Linked DNA regions of Homo sapiens: all the other regions are linked to region 3. A link is a contact called in ENCODE Hi-C or POLR2A ChIA-PET data. All regions are on one chromosome and are shown on one strand. Each heading gives the region's core, a stretch centred on a gene start or an enhancer-like site at or near the end of the contact. The rest is flanking DNA. Distances are from core to core; before and after follow the strand shown.

Region 1 (2,861 bases), core at 326-2,825, 450 kb before region 3:
ATAAATTTTCAAACATAATATTGTAGACTGAATCAGGAAGCCTAGGTATACCGTACTTTGAAGCTATATTCATATTAGTGGGGAAAGCATCATAAGAAAGTAGACATTAAGAAGGGATTTGAAGAAAACGGGCAATTGGACTCAGGGTGTTGGAAATGGAATAATTTCTATGATAAGATTGTTGCAGGATTTGAAGGTAATGAAGTTAGGACAAAAGGAAAGTGATACCCGGAAGGAAAGATCAAACCTGCCTGTCATATGTATCCGAAATGCTTGACCCTGTTCTTGGGTGTGGGAAGTTGCTCCCAGTTGGAAATAAATGCTGTTTATGGATGGATGAGTCCAGTCCATGGTGAGGTCAAACATCATTTTCAGTGACTTGTTGCAACATTCATGATTAATGTTGATTTATTACTTGATCATTGTGTTATGTAAATAGGCGGCATCTTTTTTGTGTGTGTCTTGGTGTGATGCTGGTTTAATTGAGTTTGGGGATGGGGGGAGGAGGTGGGAGGTTCCAGGGTTAATACTGTTAGCATCTTCCTCAGTAGCAAACTCTTCTCATGATGGATGAAACAGTAGCAATAATCAGAGTAGCCAAACTGTTAATGGAATTCCATATGGGAAGGAGGGGTTTTATTATTATGGCAATTATATGACAGTAACAGAGAAGGATCTATAAACTAAAGAAAGTTAGTTATAAATGTTACCATGAATCAAAGATGGCAAAAAAGCATGCTAATTCGCTGACTGCTTAGCCAAACTCAAATTTTATTATTTTACTGAACAGTAAGCTCATTTTGTTAAACGCACACACACATAAGCACACACAAAGACGCACACACAGATTATTCAAATTAGAAGCAAATTTATACATTTTCTAGAATGACAGAAATTTATGCAAAATAAAAATGGGAAACTCCACATATAATTTCTATAATGAAAATGGAATTGTTTTATAACCATAAACTTTAATTAAATCCTAATTGAACCAGTATTTTATTTAAGTAGCTGGTTCATTATCTAGAAGCTTCTACTGGGGATTTAAGACTCAAAGTAGAAACAACTTTCATATCCCCAAAGAAAACACTCAAAGATTTACTCTACACTCAAAACTATAAGTGATGAAGAAAAGAATACCTGGAGATTCTGTGATTCTGAATAGATACCTGAGTTTCTAATGACCAAGGAATCTTTACCACCAATCTCCTTTTCTCCTGCGGAGTTACTGATACAAAAGAGAGTGGGAGGTGGGTGGGAGCACAAAGCCTCTTCAATTGTTATCAGATAGCTGTTCACAGAAAGGTCTTCCCAGAGTTTGCTGTGTAGAAAGCACAGCCCACACATCATCATTATTCATTCTTCCAGCTTAAGAGGCTTGTTTTTCGCAGATGTGCCCTTCCTGTTTGGCATTTGTAACTGTGGACTGTTGTTCAGTTGAAGAAAATGCGTCATCTAAATATGAACTGAGATTTTGAGCTGATTCATGAACACCTTTTGTTAAGTAAAACATAAAAAGGAGTATGGTTGCCAAAAATGAGGTACGCATCCCAGCAGAATTTTACTACAGTACATCCCACTAGGCATAAAACAAGAATACAACTGGTGTAATCACGGGAGACTTCCTCTTGGAGAAAGTGAAATACGAGTGACAAGGAACTTCCTAGAGAGGAGAAACAGACGATGTGCTTTAGCTTCCATTTTGCTTGTGTACACTCTATATTTATCTTGAAGCTTTTCCTATAGAGACTGTGGCATTATTTTTGGAAGCAACTCCCAGATTCATTCCTTAAAGCAAATTAACCTTACTCCTAGGCTTCGATTCAGGCATTTGTTTTAGGGAATGTTGTATCTACTCAAGCAATAGAGGGAAGGGAGCCACTGTCTTAGTCAAAATGACAAAAGGGAATGTTGTCATCACAGGGGATGCATTCATTCAGTTAACATTTATTGAGCACCTACTGTTAGCTTGGCAGTGTGTGCAATACATGCATGTTTGTGGAAATGATCTCTGGCCACCTCCATAACAGTTTAAGCTTCCTATGTCAGATGGTTAAAATAAATATGACCCAAGCAAATTTCGTCTGGGGATTCAGAGTCCAGGATTTTATTGTCACTAGTAGAAATTATGGAGATGGTAACAACACCTCAAGGAACATTTGCTTCAAAGCTGGTCTATTAGCTATCATGAGACAAAGTGGGATCACTCTGAAAAAGAACACATACATTTTCTCTCTTATGTCTTTTACTGCTTCCACAGTGAATCATCATCATCTAAGTTCACATTTGCATTTCACCAACTGGGAGGAAACAAACACTGTTGCCTTATTTTCTAACCAATGTTTTACAGAAAGGATTTAATTTTAGCCAAATTTTGGGTCTGATTTCTGGTTCTGCCTCTTTTCAACTCCATGACCTTGGATGAGTCACTCCTTTGAACCTGATTTTCCTCAAAGAAAAGACAACAAGCCCCTCCCCAAAAAACTAGAGGTTAATGTACAAGGAATGAGATAATGATTGCAAAAGCACTTTTAAAACTGTAGGCTACTTCAAAGTCAATTAAGCCAAAGGCAGGGAACAACTTTTTTCGATTAGCTACAATTTATTTAATTGAATTGAACCACTTAATCTTTTCTTTCTTAATTAGCATCTAGCTGGATGTTAAATTCCTAGATCAAATTAATGATTGGTTAATGTCCCAAATTCCATTCAGGATGTAGTTGTTACCTCTGTTAAAAATGCAAGTATACCTGAGCTGGCTGTTAGTCATTTACACCTTAGCATAACTGAAAAAAGATAAGAGGTTTATTTTAAAAAGAGAAGAAGAAATGTGTGAGGACTGCCTGGCTGAAGAAGATTGA
Region 2 (2,740 bases), core at 69-2,568, 300 kb before region 3:
ATTCATTCCAGCCTAACATTCTTCTCTTCCATTTAGCAAGTGTCTTATTACTAAAGTTTATTTCTCTCAAAACTTGGTCTCTGTGTGGCCAGTTGGTTTTGTTCTGTCCCATGGGACCAACCAGGCTCTTAACCTGACCCTGCACTCTGGCACTCAGGGACCAAAAAGAAGGAATGATGTATGCTCCCAGTAAATAATAGTGTGTAGATTCCAGTAAAACAGTTCAGAGAAGGGTCTTGTGAAAATGGGGCTGGAGAGGAATTGTCTTGATGTGAGAAAGGTAGCATGCATAGGGTGGCTGTTGGATATCAGTGTTTTCCAGAAACAAATGGTGTAGTGGAACCATCAAAGGACAATGCTGAACTCAACTCTTTCTTGAAGTCATAGGAGGTGGGACATTTGTGTCTTGAAAGAAGATTACATTAAGCCTGTTGCCTATTCCTTCTCTCCTTCCAGAGCTATAAGTTGGTGCTGTTTGCCAGGGTTGGTGTCTACAGAGGGCCAGGGGAATTCCAAGCGAGGGACTCAAGGAGAGCTTCTTGGACTCCTCAAGGTAAGAGACGTGGTGAGATACTTGAGGATTTCTGGTTCCCATTCTAGTGCCTGCAGCATTAAAGAGCCAACAAGGACTTAAGACAGAAGCCCATGCCAGGAGTAAAGCATGTAAAATAGACTCAAAATTTGTCTGTGCCAAACCTCTTAGGAATGGAGTATCTGCTTAATGAAGGAGAACCCATCCATATACTTAGGAGTTGGAACACCAATATATGAGAGTTCTCAACCTATGGGAACTCTAAAAGTGCTCTTAAATTTGAATTCCCTCCCTTCCATTCTGGCCGAGACTTGGCCCCTAGGAAAATAGCAAAGTGCAAAGGTGTTGACTCTAGTCAGTTAATAGATCCACTAGTGTTTCTGCATTACTCACTGTTAGTCACCAAGCATTCACTAAGCATCCACTGTGAGCATGAACAGGACTACAGGCTGTTAGTTGTGTCATTTGCTGATGTGTCTGCCCTCTTCTACTGCTCCTACTTCCAACGTCTATGTAATATTTTGTATCTCCTGACAATGCAGCTGGGTTGGGTACTAACAAAGAAGGCCAGAATGAGCTCAAGGGTATTGCATTATTGCTGGAAGAGTGTTCCCATTAATAAAAGCTGGCATTGTGTAATGTCATTCACATATTACTGTACATGAGATGATGCAATGTGATGCTGGCCTTTGATTCACCCAGAGCTTAATGGGAGAATGAGACTGGTCATTCCAAATCCCTGAATTTTTACCACTGAGAATCATAAAATATTAGAGCTGGGAGGGACTTTAGAGAATAGCTCACCCAACCTCCTTTGTTTTACCAATGGGAAATCTGAGGCTTATGTTATTCTTTGTTGAATGTACCAACTGGAATCTGGCCAAAGTGCCTGTTTCTACTCACAAATGTAACGTTTGGAAACAGATTGGGTCCTGTGCCATCTGCTACCATCCTTGGTAGACTAGAAGACTAGGAATCCAGAATAGTTCCAAACCGTCTATGCACTTCATCTACATTATTAGCATCCCGGTTCCAGAAATTCTCTCCCTGAGGGTACTAGTATGTGGCACAAAGGCAGGGAAAATAAAAATAATTCTTGTTTTCTTATAATTTCATCTGATTCATCACTGCATCAAGGTGAGCTCGCTAATCTTAGATCTCAGATCTCCAGGGCATGGGCCCAGCCCTCTTTGATACAGAGCTATGAAGGCTGTCCAGCTTTGGTAGCAATCTCAATGGCATGTTTTTGTTGGACCATTTAAAAAATGACACAGTCCCCATTGGAGCTTGCACCTGTGTGTTTGTCTACCTTCTGCTGTATCTCCTTAATAGGGGAGGCAGGTAGTCTACCTGTTTAGAATGAGTTCAGGCTACGTAGTCTACACAGCATCAAGATATGGAATGTGTAGTTCACAATTCACTTTTGCCTGAATTATTTGTGTAATTGTGGAATGGGTTAGAAAGGGCATTTTAAAGAGTTATTCTTGGCTGTGGTAGGCTTTGTTCAATGGAAACATGTTTGGCTCTGTGTGAGCTGGCCTAACAGAGAAGTCATGGACAACATCCTCTTTCTTAGGAAAGCTTTCAACTGAAGAGTACTGCAAAAATCTTGGGGACACAGAGCCAAATGAAGCTGTTGACCCAGGGTTGGCCATCACAAGTGTTTTGTAGCCAAGGAAAAATTTGCCTGGGATCAAGATGCTTAGCAGGACTCCTGAGAGTGCCAGAAAGGAGACTGGAAATTAGTAGAAGTTGCTTCTGTTTTTGAGAAGGGCCCTTCTGTGTTTACATAATACAGAGTTTTTGAAATAGAAACCCCTGGCCAGAAAGTTAGAGGCCAAGAGAAGAAATAGAAATTAAATGAAATTCTTCCTTCGGCCTCCCCCTCATCTCTGTAAAAATAGACAGAGACTTCCTTTTCCACTTACAGATGGGGAGGGCACTGTTTTGCAGTTAGAGCTGAGTTGTGAGGTTGAGGCAAGCTGGGTTGGTGTTCGAAGAGAATTACCATCTCTTCGAATTGAAACCCATACCCTAAAGGGTCTTTGGATTGGGAAATAGTGCAACCTCCCCATGCATAAGAGTAGGAGGCACTCCATTTAACTCTAGAACACCATTTTTTGGCAAGCCTAGCATCTAGGCTTAACTTAGCTACACCCTTCTCCTACTTTATTAGAAGCTGGGCATTGAAACTTATCCCTGCCACCT
Region 3 (2,850 bases), core at 55-2,554:
GACTGCAATCTTTTGGCTCCAAGAGGTTAAGGAAACTAAACATATGAATAGTAGAAAGTGTCATATTCCTGGATAATAGAGTTATTTTAAAAAACAAACAAGGGATGCTGGTACAAATCTCAGAGTACTTAAGGCATCATCCAGAAAAAGAAAAAGAAAAAAAGAACACTTCCCCTGGCCTGGATATAGATGGTGGGTCTGACTGGGTTGGCATGTGATGCCCTGCCTGGCAAGACAGGACAAGAAATGAATCAACTGCCCAATGCGATGGTATGTGCTATTTCCAAGCTGCCTAGCTCATGAGTGCTGCACAATCCAGCAGCCCACTCTAATTTGTCACACCAAAGGCTGCCTTCTTAGTAAACAGTTGTCCACACTTCTGTTGGTTCTGAGTCACCGCTTAGTGTTCAAACTGAAATGCCAGTGCAGTCCTTGGACTACACCATGCAGTGTGAAACCAAGGGAGGCGGGCCAGGCAGGACAGCACTTCCTGTGGAAACTTCCGGGTCTTGCAAAGGAGCCAGAGCCTCCAACCAGTGTTCCGCAAGGGATGGTTGCAGAGCAGCCCCCTGGTCAGAGCTACCCCCTCCTCTCAGTGAACCCCCTCTCTTTATAGCTGAGGAAACTGGAGGTGAACTGGCTTTGTGACTTGTCCAAGATCCCACAAGTCTTTTTATGACCTGGCTTCTACCCTCTTCGATGTCATCCCCCACCTCATCCCACAAGCATCCTCTTCCCAGTCAGATGAAGTCATTTCAGCGACATTATTGAGTGTGCCACGTTATTTCACTTCTCTTGTCTTTGCGTGTATGTCCTGTCAACCTGGATGCCATTTCTACTCCTTCGTGGCTGGGGAATGACTCATCCTCCAAGACCCAACTCAAGCATCTCTTCCTTTCCGAAACCCTTTTTGACCAGTTGTTTCTCCTCCATCAAAGCAGATCTATCCATTCTGTGCTCTGTTCACATAACTGCTTATCAACCTGGAAGGCATCATATCTTAGAAATCTGTTTACTCCCCTAGGCCATGGGTAGTCAAGTGGCAGTTAGGATTGTGTTCAGCTGCAAGTAACCAAAAGCCCAGTTGATCAATATCTTAGACAAATTAGGGGACTAATTTTTTTTAGATAGCCAAGGTTGCCGTGATAACTCTATAATATGATTAATCATTAGGGCCCCTGTTTCCATGTAGATTTCTGCTCAGCTCTCTTTAATTTGTGGCTGTTTTCTTCATGCTTGTCACCCAGTGGTCACAAAATGACTGTTCTTTCTCTATATCCAACTTCCAGACTGGAAAAAGGGAAGTTAATAAGGTATTCACTAATGAAGCCTGCTCCTTCTACAGAGCTTTCCTGGAAGCTGCACTTAGTGACTCTTGCTTCTCTCTCTTTGGTCAGAATGGGACTGGATAGATATCCCTAGTGGCAAAGAGAATGGGAGATATATTTGATGACTTGAATGAATTGAAATTCCAAATACAATCAGGATTTGGATTGTTAGGAAGAAGGGGAGAATTGATATTGGGTAAGAAAGTAACTACCATATGTAGGGATTATGTTGCATTTTTCATTCTCTCTCTGGGGCTTAGCATAGGGCATGGCACATAGTAGGTACTCAATAAATAAATGTCCAAGAAAGAAAGGAAGCGACATTTTATAATTCCCTAGTCCACTGCTATTTGTACAGTATGACTCAGCACATCTTTGAGCTTTTAGACATGAAACGAAGCTTTCTGGGGGTGGGGAAGAACAGCAGGGAGGAGAGATTCCTCGGGGGAGTTTCCAGCCAGAGCTTACTTATTCCAGCTGCGACCACTCAGCTTAGCAATGCTTAGGAGCTAAGAGAAAGGGAAAAGAGTCCATTCTTGATGTGTACAGTTGAACCATCTCCCCCCGCCCCATCCCCAATTCAAAAAGAACATGTTGGTCACTACGTGACATTAGGAGCCTCGCTACATTCTTGGGACATCTCCTTCCCAGTCCCACACCCTATATTGAGACTCCTCAGCTAGGGAGTCAGGCCCAGCCTTGGGTCCTCTAAGGCCAGGTGCTATTTCTGTGTGTCATGTTTGTTTCCAGCTTTTCACAATTATAAACAACTTTGCAGTGAGCATCCCTGAAATAAATCTTTAGGATCATTCTTGTACATTTTAATTATTTTTTTCTGTAGTCTAAATTCCAAAAAAAGTAGAAATTCTGGGCAAAAGGGTATGTTCACTTTTAAGGTTTGTGGAGAAACATCTTGTTGCTTTATGCTCCCATCTGTCATGAATGGAAAAGCCTGCCACCACTCCAGGGGTGGGTGCTCTCCCCTTCTGAAGGTTTCAGTTGTCAAGCAGTCACTCCAAGGGTCTAGTCCTTCCTCCCTTCTGAAACAACAGCAGAACCACTATAAACCAGAAACAAAGATGGAGGACGCATGAAGATAACATGTCTTGATTCCCCTAGCTGATTGTAAGTTTTGCTCTGGAAAAAATGAAGATCATAGATTCCATATGCATAAAGGGAATATGCATTAGATGCTAGGTGAAAGGGCTCTGAGATGGTCCCATGGGCCCAGCTAGGGTCCTTGGGGCCCTTCTTGACTTCTCCCTATCATTCTCAATCAAGTCACCAAGTCCTGTCAACTCTACCTCCTACACGCCTTTGTAGTCAGCCGCCCCCCTGCTTCTGCATCTCCTTTGCCTCTGACCCTGACGCCCTCATGATTTTCCCCAACCAACTGCCTTCCCACCCATTTCTTTTTTCTTTTTTTTTTTTCTGAGATGGAGTCTCGCTCTGTCACCAGGCTGGAGTGCAGTGGTGCGATCTCGGCTCACTGCAACCTCTGCCTCCTGGGGTCAAGCGATTC
Region 4 (3,036 bases), core at 438-2,937, 380 kb before region 3:
TAAATAAATAAATAAATAAAATAAAAGTCACTCACAAAAACCATATAAAATAATTTACAAATGAGGGCGCCGAGACTCAGAGAAGACAGTAACTTGTCCAAAGGTACAGAGTAAGTGATAATGCTGGGATGGAAGGGAGGAGTTAACTGAATAGTTATATAGCTATGGCTAAAAATTTACCTAGTACTTAACATGGCGACATATCTGTGTGTGTGTAAATGATAGTAAATGCTGGTGCTTCTCGTTCCTAGGATGGTGCTGTGAGGAGACGTGACTTGAAATGGTCCCCTTTCCTGAGGCACCCTCATGGAGCTGCCTATTGAAGTCAGTCCTTTAAAAAATATATAAACAAAGCAATTCCTTATATTCTTTCTGCAGCTACAGATCATTTACTCTGACTTTTGCAAAGCCCTTGCCCTGGCAGACAAGCCCTGGTGTTGGAATCTGCAAAGTTGATGATTAGTCGAAACAGTCTGGACTGCATCCACAGGACATCTTGTAGCACAATCAAGCGCCACTTCATCATGCCTTGTGACAGTTTTCCCGCTAAGTCTCAGTCAGGAGCAGGGAGCCAGGGAACAGCTCAGCAGCTAATTAGACAAGGCAACATACAAGGCAAGTACATGCCTTCTTCAATAGGCTGGAGTGGTGAACATGTCAAACAGATCTGTCTTGCCCTCTGTGCTTTATACCCATCACTGTACCTGGTTGAACATTAACACGTGGAAATCTGCTGATTTTTTTCCAATATCCTGGCCCATGCAGAGAAGGAACTGAAAAGGAACTGTATGTCTGAAAGGTAGTTCCATGCTTCATTATCCCTAAAGGCATCAATCTTCAACTCATTGTTAAAGAAGCATCACAAGATGTGGAAATGCAGTGTTTTGGCCTTTTAGTGTCTCTGGCTATGATTTCCTCCCTTCCTTGTGATGTTTGTTTTGAAAAAAAGTCTAAGATGTTAAAAAAAAAGAAAAGAAAAAGGTTTTCCTGTTGAGACAAAAGCCAAGAAATTGCACGTGTTTCCTTCTCTTTTGCTTCTCTGTCTCCTAAAAGATTAAGGTTAAAGAGAAAATCTGAGATTTGTGGGTGTGTTTTTCAAAAGTTTTCAAAATATAAAGGCAGATACTCCAAAAACTTTGTAAACAAATATCTGGAAATATAAAGACAATATCAAAGTATATCTAAGCATACAACAGCAGCAGCTACAACAACATAAAGATAATTATTTTACATCAGGACAAAATACATTAATTTTATATCTTTTCTTTTTTTGTTTTTTTTTTTTTTTGTTTTTTTGAGACAGGGCCTCACTCTGTTGCCTAGGTTGGAGTGCAGTGTACGATCATGGCTCACTGCAGCCTCGATCTCCTGGGATCAGGTGATTCTGCCACCTCAGCCTCTCAGGTAGCTGGGATTACAGGCATGCATCACCATGCCTGGCTAATTTTTTGTATTTTTAGTAGAGACAGAGTTTTCCCACATTGCCTGGGCTGGTCTCAAACTCATGGACTCAAGTGATTTGCTCACCGTGGCCTCCCAAAGTGCTGGGATTACAGGCATGAGCCACTGTGCCCAACCCAGAATATATTCTTGGCCACTTAAGCAATGAACCCTATACGATGTGTCATTCCCTAAAGATGTCATTATGTGTGTGGTGGTATGTGTGTTTTCATCAGAAAACCTCAAGTCAGTTACCACTAGCTGTGGTAGGAGAAGCAGAGGATGCTGAAACTTGAAGGAGACTCTCAGAGTCACCTCGTTTAATCCCTTCACAGAGGAGAAAACTGAATGCCGGAGTAGACATATTCATTGCCACTGCTCTTTCCTGGCTCAGGGCCCACTGCTCTTTCTACACCACCATGGTCTCACTCTATAGAATTTGGGGGGTAGAACCCCTTTGTCATAGGCTCAGACACTTGGGACCAAATCTACCCCAGATTTTGAGAGCTAGAAATGGTGGCTACAAGAGATCACTCCAGCCTTCTGCTTACAGTCTGTCTTTCCATTCACAATGATTTAATTGTGTATTTTTGGGTGAGATACTATCATCTTCTGATTGAGTAATTTCAGAGGAAAAAATGTATTCAGCGGTGAGTCATGATGTGCTTATGCTGATTTGTGTACCACTCCTCTGTGTAGCACAGTAGACCCTGCCAATCACAGAGCAAGGAGCAATGTGGTTACATAGGAAGCCCGGATTCAATGCTTAGTGAACATGAATACAATATAATAATAATAATAATAATAATAATAATAATAATAATAACGTGGTAGTTTGTTGTCTCTGGAGCTAAGTAGCTATTGTGATATGCCATCCAAGAATAGATTCCAAAATGTATGAGCATGACTGACAAAGGATAGTCTTCTTTTTACTCTTTTTAGCTTGGTGAATATAGTCTCCAATCAAATGATAGTATCATCAGAACAGCAGATAATGAAAACCACATTAATAATGAAAACTGGAGACTTGGATCTTAGATCCGCTTTCCTGATTAGCTAGCTATTTTTCTAGTCACCCCCAAACACTGAATCTCTTTAGGCTTCAATTCCTTCGGATATAAAAGGAGTGGACTGAAGCAGGCTTTATGTTGAAGGAAATTTCTATGCCTAATGTTGAATGATCCTGGGAGTTTAAATTTCAATATTATTGCTATGAAATATTCTTTCATTGTTTGGTTGACTTATCTTTGTATGTCTGGGATTCAACTCAATGTGGGCTAGACTCCCCACCAGGACATACTTTTTTTAAAAATAGAAGTGTACTCTAAGAAAACAAATTATAGGTTGGGCGCGGTGGCTCACGCCTGTAATCCCAGAACTTTGGGAGGCCGAGGCAGGCGGATCATGAGGTCAGGAGATCGAGACCATCCTGGCTAACATGGTGAAACCCCGTCTCTACTAAAAATAAAGAAAAATTAGCCGGGCGTGGTGGCGGGCGCCTGTAGTCCCAGCTACTCCGGAAGCTGAGGCAGGAGAAAGACGTGAACCCGGGAGGCGGAGCTTGCAGTGAGACGAGATCGCGCCACTGCACTCCAG

Evidence for each region. A loop is a pair of places that touch in the nucleus more often than their neighbours do. ChIA-PET counts read pairs that join two places held with the same protein, here RNA polymerase II (POLR2A). Pooled maps may share reads with other maps.
Region 1: a pooled map shows a loop between it and region 3 (2.4-fold over the local background). The contact joins two enhancer-like sites. A Hi-C loop is called at or near these places in 2 of 168 maps with a recorded cell type or tissue (GM13977 and HL-60/S4) and 3 of 50 pooled maps. POLR2A ChIA-PET finds 5 or more read pairs at or near these places in 1 of 52 experiments (HEK293).
Region 2: a loop to region 3 is called in a pooled map, with 2.7 times the contacts of the local background. The contact joins two enhancer-like sites. A Hi-C loop is called at or near these places in 1 of 168 maps with a recorded cell type or tissue (vagina), 7 of 37 single-sample maps with no recorded cell type and 5 of 50 pooled maps.
Region 4: a loop to region 3 is called in a pooled map, with 4 times the contacts of the local background. The contact joins two enhancer-like sites. A Hi-C loop is called at or near these places in 9 of 168 maps with a recorded cell type or tissue (A673, B cell, CD8-positive, alpha-beta T cell and 6 more), 20 of 37 single-sample maps with no recorded cell type and 17 of 50 pooled maps. POLR2A ChIA-PET finds 5 or more read pairs at or near these places in 1 of 52 experiments (HCT116).

Annotation. Positions count from the first base shown.
Region 1 is chr10:63,063,470-63,066,330 of GRCh38, reverse strand. No RefSeq gene overlaps it. Among named protein-coding and RNA genes, the nearest start is that of NRBF2, 68 kb to the left of the region's middle. Within about 2 kb of position 1,575, at least 3 of the 41 ENCODE cell types and tissues checked have a DNase peak (open chromatin) inside an H3K27ac peak, as active enhancers do.
Region 2 is chr10:62,914,774-62,917,513 of GRCh38, reverse strand. LOC107984012 (a long non-coding RNA gene) reads left to right here. Exons shown (of 5, transcript XR_001747465.2): 3 at 457-553. Among named protein-coding and RNA genes, the nearest start is that of EGR2, 100 kb to the right of the region's middle. Within about 2 kb of position 1,318, at least 3 of the 41 ENCODE cell types and tissues checked have a DNase peak (open chromatin) inside an H3K27ac peak, as active enhancers do.
Region 3 is chr10:62,612,510-62,615,359 of GRCh38, reverse strand. No RefSeq gene overlaps it. Among named protein-coding and RNA genes, the nearest start is that of ADO, 190 kb to the left of the region's middle. Within about 2 kb of position 1,304, at least 2 of the 41 ENCODE cell types and tissues checked have a DNase peak (open chromatin) inside an H3K27ac peak, as active enhancers do; they include PC-3, where a contact is called at or near this core.
Region 4 is chr10:62,994,607-62,997,642 of GRCh38, reverse strand. No RefSeq gene overlaps it. Among named protein-coding and RNA genes, the nearest start is that of NRBF2, 140 kb to the left of the region's middle. Within about 2 kb of position 1,687, at least 2 of the 41 ENCODE cell types and tissues checked have a DNase peak (open chromatin) inside an H3K27ac peak, as active enhancers do; they include PC-3, where a contact is called at or near this core.